Regions from separate parts of the Mus musculus genome. Here all the other regions are linked to region 1. A link is a loop called in an ENCODE intact Hi-C map of the cell type or tissue named here. Cell type or tissue: gastrocnemius. All regions are shown on one strand.

Evidence for each region. Peaks named below come from ENCODE experiments on the same cell type or tissue, not always from the same donor. Only the 100,000 strongest peaks of a DNase experiment are listed, where the experiment ranks them.
Region 2: it touches region 1 in a loop (2.2-fold over the local background); 3 of 42 quality-filtered maps call a loop at or near these places.
Region 3: it touches region 1 in a loop (2.1-fold over the local background); 4 of 42 quality-filtered maps call a loop at or near these places.

The regions. Positions count from the first base shown.
Region 1 is chr10:89,803,828-89,806,327 of GRCm38, forward strand. Uhrf1bp1l (UHRF1 (ICBP90) binding protein 1-like) reads left to right here. Exons shown (of 21, transcript NM_029166.2): 14 at 885-2,386. Among named protein-coding and RNA genes, the nearest start is that of Gm31090, 7.1 kb to the right of the region's middle. In gastrocnemius, no CTCF peak of the experiment used is centred here; no DNase peak of the experiment used is centred here.
Region 2 is chr10:89,663,593-89,666,092 of GRCm38, forward strand. All of the region lies in intron 4 of Scyl2 (SCY1-like 2 (S. cerevisiae)), which reads right to left. Among named protein-coding and RNA genes, the nearest start is that of Scyl2, 21 kb to the right of the region's middle. In gastrocnemius, no CTCF peak of the experiment used is centred here; DNase peaks (open chromatin) are centred at 1,540 and 2,305.
Region 3 is chr10:89,655,217-89,657,716 of GRCm38, forward strand. Scyl2 (SCY1-like 2 (S. cerevisiae)) reads right to left here. Exons shown (of 18, transcript NM_198021.3): 9 at 1,492-1,668. Among named protein-coding and RNA genes, the nearest start is that of Scyl2, 30 kb to the right of the region's middle. In gastrocnemius, no CTCF peak of the experiment used is centred here; a DNase peak (open chromatin) is centred at 1,345.

The DNA of each region.
Region 1 (2,500 bases):
ATTATTCAATTATTAGTGTCTAAAGTTAACAAAACTTGCTTTGTAAGTAAGTAGCCACTAATCTAATTTGTATACAATCTTAGGTTTTTAAAACACATTTTAGTAAAAAGAATAAGATGTGGACATAACTGACAATTTACTGAAGGGTCCGTTGTTGATAGATTATGTGTTGTAGCCGCTTTTATAAAACATTGTGCAGCTAATATTCCACATTTCCTAGCATATAAGGAAAAATCTTCTCAACTTAGCATAAAGGAACATGTTGTTTAATAGTGCTTGAGACAGAACTAAACAATGATCATTATATTTTCTGGGCATGAGCAGTACCCAGAAACCACTTTGGACTCTTTGCTAGGAACACTGATTCAGTTCCCTCTTGAGAACTATGTCATAAGTCTGCCTTAGTCTCACTGTCTCAGCATACCCTGCCTGTTCTCCAGAGTGCTACGATTACAGCTGTGTGCTCTCTTGCAGCCTGGAACAACAAGTCGGGTGACATCTGTCTGTACAGTTGCTGTCATTCTTTCAGTCTCCTAGAACACTTGGGCTTAAAAGTAGCTTAACAAAACTATCGAATATCGCTTTTTCACACTTAGTGCTTTTTTGTGTGTGTACTCAAACATTTAGTAAGTAAGAGATGGCTCAGTGGTTAAGAGCACTGACTGCTCTTCCAGAGGTCCTGAGTTCAAATCCCAGCAACTACATGGTGGCTCACAACCATCTGTAGTGGGATCTGATGCCCTCTTCTGGGGTGTCTAAAGACAGCTACAGTGTACTCACATATAATAAATAAATCTTTAAAACAATAAAAATAATACCAAGTCTTTTGTATTTTTCATGATGTAGGGATTTGTAAACTGAACTCAATTTTTTTCCCCTTCCAGTTTGTCATTCCTTCTGAAGTGAAGGCAGGTTGCCATCAAGATCAGCCTCACACGGTGTCTATTCAGAGCTCTGAAATGATAGCCACCAACACGAGGCACTGTCCGAACTGCCGCCATTCTGATCTAGAAGCTTTGTGTCAAGACTTTAAAGAGTGTGACTTTTTTAGCAAAACTTATACTAGATTCCCCAAATCCTGTGACAGTTTTAATCTTCTACATCCCATCTTCCAGAGACATGCCCACGAACAAGATACCAAAATGCATGAGGTTTATAAAGGGAATATTATCCCTAAATTGAATAAAAACACTCTTAAAACATCTGCTGCCACCGATGTGTGGGCGGTGTACTTTTCCCAGTTTTGGATAGACTATGAAGGGATGAAAAGCGGGAAGGGGCGGCCAGTAAGCTTTGTAGATGCTTTCCCTCTGTCTATCTGGATTTGCCAGCCAACAAGATACGCAGAGCTACAGAAAGAGTTCCAGACTTGTGATCAAGTGACCCTTAATACCTCACAAAGTGAGTCCAGTGATCTGGCTGGCCGAATGAAGAGGAAGAAACTCTTGAAGGAGTATTACAGTACAGAGTCTGAGCCTCTGACAAATGGCGGCCAAAGACCTTCATCAGACACATTTTTAAGGTTTTCCTCTTCCTCTTCAGATGCGGATGTTCATGTCTTGGTCCGTGTTCATAAACATGTCAGTATGCAGATCAATCACTACCAATATCTGCTGCTGCTTTTCATACACGAGTCTCTCGTTCTGCTTTCGGATACCTTGCGGAGGGATGTGGAAGCTGTGATTGGAAGCCCCGCTTCCCAGACTTCTGTTTGCGTTGGAATTTTACTTCGCAGTGCGGAGCTTGCCCTGCTGCTTCATCCAGTGAATCCCACAAGTGCTCTGCGCTCTCCTGCTTCTGAAAGTGGGAGCCCATTGCTTCCTGACTTCCTGCCAGCAGAAAATGGGGGGTTTTTGTCTTCAAAGAGAAAACAAGGTGGTAGTGGTATACACCGAATTAGAAATGCTACTCTCAATCACATGTCAGACAACAGGTCAATGAGTGTTGACCTCAGCCACGCCCCTTTAAAGGATCCGTTGCTTTTCAAATCAGCCAGTGACACAAACCTGCAAAAAGGCACTTCTTTTCTAGACTACTTATCAGATAAACATTTAGGGAAAATAAGTGAAGATGAAAGTAGTGGACTTTCTCACAAGAGTGGCTCAGGAGAAATGACCTCAGAAGGGAGTCACACAAAGGATGTGGCTTCCACAGACTCAGATAGTGTCTTAAACTACAGAGATGGCTCAACTAGGCTTTCCCTGGATGATGACGGCAACCATAACCCACCTTCAAACCCTGTAACTGGTAAGGGAATTGACGCCATACACTCCATCTTCAGAGCTGAAGACTTCCTTCCTGAAGCAGCTTCCCTCTCTGAGAACCCGGAGAGCAGTAAAGAGGAGGCGCCCCCAGCCAGAGCACCTAAATCCCAGACGTCCTTAAGGTAATGGTGCAGTTGCAATGGAAGTGGTTTTAGTTCTGTTGTTTCTTTGGCTTGTTTATTTGTTAGTTTTGTTTGGGAGTAGAAAACCTCAGGACAAAGTGTGGCATTGTCAGG
Region 2 (2,500 bases), 140 kb before region 1:
CACCTCTGCACCACCACTGTCTCTGGCCAGGGCTGCCCCAGGAACCACACCTATCACATCTCTTGGCTTCTGCCCTTACCCTTCTTCTATAGTCTATCAAGGCAGCTGCTTCAGCACTCTGTTAAAACATAGCCCAGACTATTCATTCCCCTATTCAAACCTCCTATCTCTCAGAGTAAAATCTGAAGCATTTCTTTGGTTTCCAGGAACCCATAAAGGTCACGTAAGGTTAGGATTTATAAATGTTCCCAAAAGCCAAAGGTAATTAAATAAGATCCCACTCCCTGGAGTAGACTACCTTCCTATGAGCTACAGATCAAAGAGGCCTCCAAAATATAAGTAATTGTCACTGCTGAATGCCCACCAGAACTACACTGTAATGTAAGACTTTACTACAGAGATAACCCAGTTGGTCACAGAACATTACTTAACTGGGAGCTTCCTACTTGCTGGCTAGCTCACAAGATGCTAGAGAAATGGTTGTCAAGGGTCTTAGCTGTGGACTCCCTGCCAGGGAAAATTTATACTGGTGCAACTGTAACAGTCTGTGACCCAGGTAAGCAACCTCTTTCTGACTGGAATTAAGTTAAGGTTCCCAGGCTCCTGCAAGCAAGCCTAATTAAACTGACTGGGTCACTAAAGAAACAAAGACATTAAGGCAGAAGACAGACTAGTTAAAAAGATGAAGGGGGTGGAAAGATGATGACTCAGCAGGGAAGAGGAGAGGCGCCCCTATTCAATTCTCAGCACCCACATGGTGCCTTACAACCATCTGTAACTCAAGGTACAAGGGATCTGATGCCCTCCTTCGGCCTAGGTGTGGTGCACATATTTATGCAGGCAAAAACATACATGTTTTTAAAAAGAAAGGAGAGGAGAGGGTGGGGAGCTGTGACAAGAGAGTAATGAAGACAGGATCAAAACACATTACACATAGGTGTGAAATGTCACAACGAAACCAGTTATAAAGGTAACAGATGACGATAAACTTTGTAAAGTTGTACATTTTCAAAAATATTATTGCCAAACATAGCTTGAAAAAGAACAAAGGGGCTGGCGAGATGGCTCAGTGGTTAAGAGCACCGACTGCTCTTCTGAAGGTCCCGAGTTCAAATCCCAACAACCATCCGTAACGAAATCCGATGCCCTCTTCTGGAGTGTCTGAAGATAGCTACAGTGTACTTACATATAATAAATAAATAAATCTTTAAAAAATAAAATAAAAAGTCTTTAAAAAAAAAGAAAAAGGAAAAGAACAAAGTTTTTCAAATCTAGAAGTTTCCTTAACTTCACAAGAAAACAAGCTACATACTTACTGTATATTTTTAGAAGAGTGACTTAGTTATATTTCTATACAGGGATCATGTCCCATATACTTTAGTTAAAACACCAGTGCTGTAGCATATTAACTCTAAGGCACAGATCAGGACTATGTACACAGATATATATGGGGGTTACTTTTTGTATGCATAAGTCCGTATGTGGGGTGGTTATGTGCATGCGTGGGGGGAGGGGCGGAGGAGGACATCAGTGTACTGCTCTGTCACTCACTCAGGGTCTCTCACTGAGCCCAGAGCTAGGCTGGCAGACTGCAACCATCCGAAGACTCTGCACGGCAGACTGGATTACAGGCATGCACACATGCAATTCCTTAAGCAAGTGCAGAGAATTCAGACTCAGGTCCTTGCGCGTACACAGCAAGAGCTCTGATCTACTAAGCCTTTTCTCCAGCTTCTATTTTGTTGTTTTTATTTTAACTATCTGTCTGTTACTCTTTCAAATTATTTTGTAGTTTGGGAAAACAGTCTAGTTGCCTGCTACAAAACAACAGCAATCAAAATGGAGGTGGTGCTGGCACAAAGACAGACCAATGAGTCAGAAAGAAAAACCTAGAAATAGTCTCTCCATATGGTCAAATGATTTTTTTTATGGTGGCACTAAAAGCATTCAATGAGGGTGGGGATGTCTAGCTTCTTAATAAATGACGCTAGGAAAACAAACTATCAAAGAATGAAGTTGGACCTTTATGACATTTACAAAAGTTAACTCAAGCTAGAGCTGTAGCTCGATGGCAGAGCATGTACTGAACATGGAAAAGGCCCTACACAAGAACAGTAAAACCAATCAACCACCTGGAAAAGGATGAGACCTAACGACATCGACAGGTCCCTGACGCTGGCTCTCACAGCTCGGGTGTAACCAGCAGCACAGGTAAGAAGGACAAGTACTCAAGGCTGACATGACGCTCAGCAGACCATGCTCAGCAGACGATGCTCAGCAGATGATGCTCAGCAGATGATGCTCAGCAGGGAGAAGCTTCTGCTGCCAAGCCCAGGCCTCAGGTCCATCCCTCGACACACGTAGGAGAACCCACTCCCACAAGCTGTCCTCAGACCTTCACACACACGCTCCCCCACTTAAGGCACAATAATGATACAACTTTAAATTGTTTTAAAATTTTTAGTAAGTAATATAACCTTTATTTCAAAGGAACTCAGAA
Region 3 (2,500 bases), 150 kb before region 1:
CTTCTACAGAGCCAATAATCAAAAGTTACCAAACTAAAAAGAACAGGGTCAATCATGTGTCTTAGGATTTTCATCGTGACTGATGAACAATTTGGGTGACATGCCAACCTGACACTGTGACAACCGTCAGGGAGCCCAGGTTTAAAGCTCAGAGCTCTATCCTGTGACCTGTGCCTGGTTAGTAGGAGCACCGCACAGACTGTCTTCTACATTCTTAAGGAAAGGGAACTGGAGAAGAAGCCACAAGAACTGGCAGCAGGCCTTTAATCCCAGCACTCAGGAGGCAGAGGCAGGCAGATCCATCTTTGTGAGTTTGAGGTTAGCCTGGTCAACAAAGCGAGAGCCAAGTGAGCCAGGGCTACATGGTGAGACCCTGCTGCAGCAGGTTAGGGGTTAGGGACACCAGAAGGCTGAAAGAGAGGGGAGACAACCGCTCACAAGCACACTGTTCAAAATCTCAGAAGGATAGTTAATATGCTAGTTTCTAAAAAGTAAAAAATAAATTCTCCACTTTCACGGGGACAACTGCAACCAATCACAGAGCCGGCCCATCAGACAGTTCATGCTGACTAGTAAGCTACTGCCACCCGGTAGCAGAAACACCTAATGGTGTCTCAGCCAACAACTCTACATGTTAAAATGAGGATAAAAGCTTTCAGATGATGATGACTGCTACATGGTTCTAAAACAGAGATGAACCCAGACTCTAATCCAGGTATGTAAGCCCACACTTCTTAAACTCAAGATAAATATCTACTGTAACAAAATCTATATAATTTATTTCACTTACACATTCACATTATATACATATGCATTGTGTGTGTATGTATATATATATATATATATATATATATATATATATAATTTGCATTTTTCTCATACATACACAGATCACATACTAGTTCTATGATGCTTTACACATTTTCCTCTTTTAATAAAATTATTTATTAGAAAAAAATAGAGACAACTGACATACATCATCTAAAAATTAACTAATGGAGTATCAAGCCAAATAAAAGTATCAAAAACTTGATTTTTCCAAACTGCCAGCTTTTAATTAGGGACAATGTAACACATGCAAAGTCTGATTACAACTTATTTTCTAAGACAATGACTTATAAAAAGCCACAAACATTCATTTGCTAAGTTTAATTATAATATTAGCTTTCTGACTAGTGAAAAAATCTAATATACGTACCTCAAGTATTTAAACACTTAACATTTTTTATTTATTTTTATTTGACATGTATGGGTGTTTTGCCTGAATGTGTATGTCTGTGCCTGGTTCCTGGAGTCGAGTTGGGTCCCGAGGATAGGAGTTACAGATGGCTGTGAGCCACCATGTGGGTGCTGGGAATTGAGCCAGGTCCTCTGCAAGAGCAGCCAGCACTAAGCCATTTCTTTTAAAAGCTCAAAATAGTCACTGTTTTGTTCTTAGGGATAGTAGCTATTACAATAACGCATAAACATTTGGAAGTCCTCACAACATACCTGGATTGGCTCCTGCTGTTTGAATACAGGACCGAGTTCAGGCAGAATTAATTTGATATATTCTTCTTTGGTGCATTCCTCAGCAATGAGCAGAACATTAGGTAAAACGAAAGGTACCATATCAGGGTTGACAAATTCTGAGGTCAGACAGGGTAAAATCCTCTGCACAATGACACGCTGAGAGGAAAAAAATGAAAAATTTGTAAAAACAAAATGTATTCCAGAACTTCCGTATTTACAATTGAAGTGTAAAGTGACCATAAAGCTGATGGCTGAAACTGAAATATTTTCTAGACTCTGTCCGTAAACCAGGCTACATGCTCGCTCCAGCGTTTGCAAGCTCATCTTGTGTTCACTGACAGTGATTCTTCTCTTTTTCCTATCACTCATGACTCTGATCATCTACCTGAAGCAGCACCTCACTCTAACTGATAACGCAGACGGCACCCATGCCTGTGTGAGAGGAACGGCAGTGCTCTGCTTTCCAGCCATGACAGTAAAGGGTAGCAGACAAGGGCTGTGACTGCTGAAGCTTTACAATTTTAGAGTCACAAAATAACAGTCTTACAACTAGTACCTTCTCTAGCATTCATTATTTTCGTTTTTAAGACTGTCTCACTGTGTAGTCTGGCTAGCCTAGAACTCAGATGTCCACCTGCCCTACCCTACCAAGTGCTGGGACTAAAGATAAAGGCATATGCCACCAGACCCAGCCTCACCAGCATTTTGAATATTATTTGACATTCATTGTCTAGTAAGTTAAGAGAAAGAGAATAGGAATACAGTAGGATCGCATCAGTATTGATGCATCCTTTAACTGCTAGTGAGCAGTGAGCTCCACCAGGGCTGTTTACAGACACCGCTGGGGACACACTTAGTAACCAGCACAGGTAGCCTTAACACAGGAAGCATCGTAAGGTTCACATCCGACCTGTTTTGCACCATACCTAAGCTTTGGCTTTGGCTTCAGTTGGCAGCATGTTACTGTCACTCATGTACCTCAGGTAAA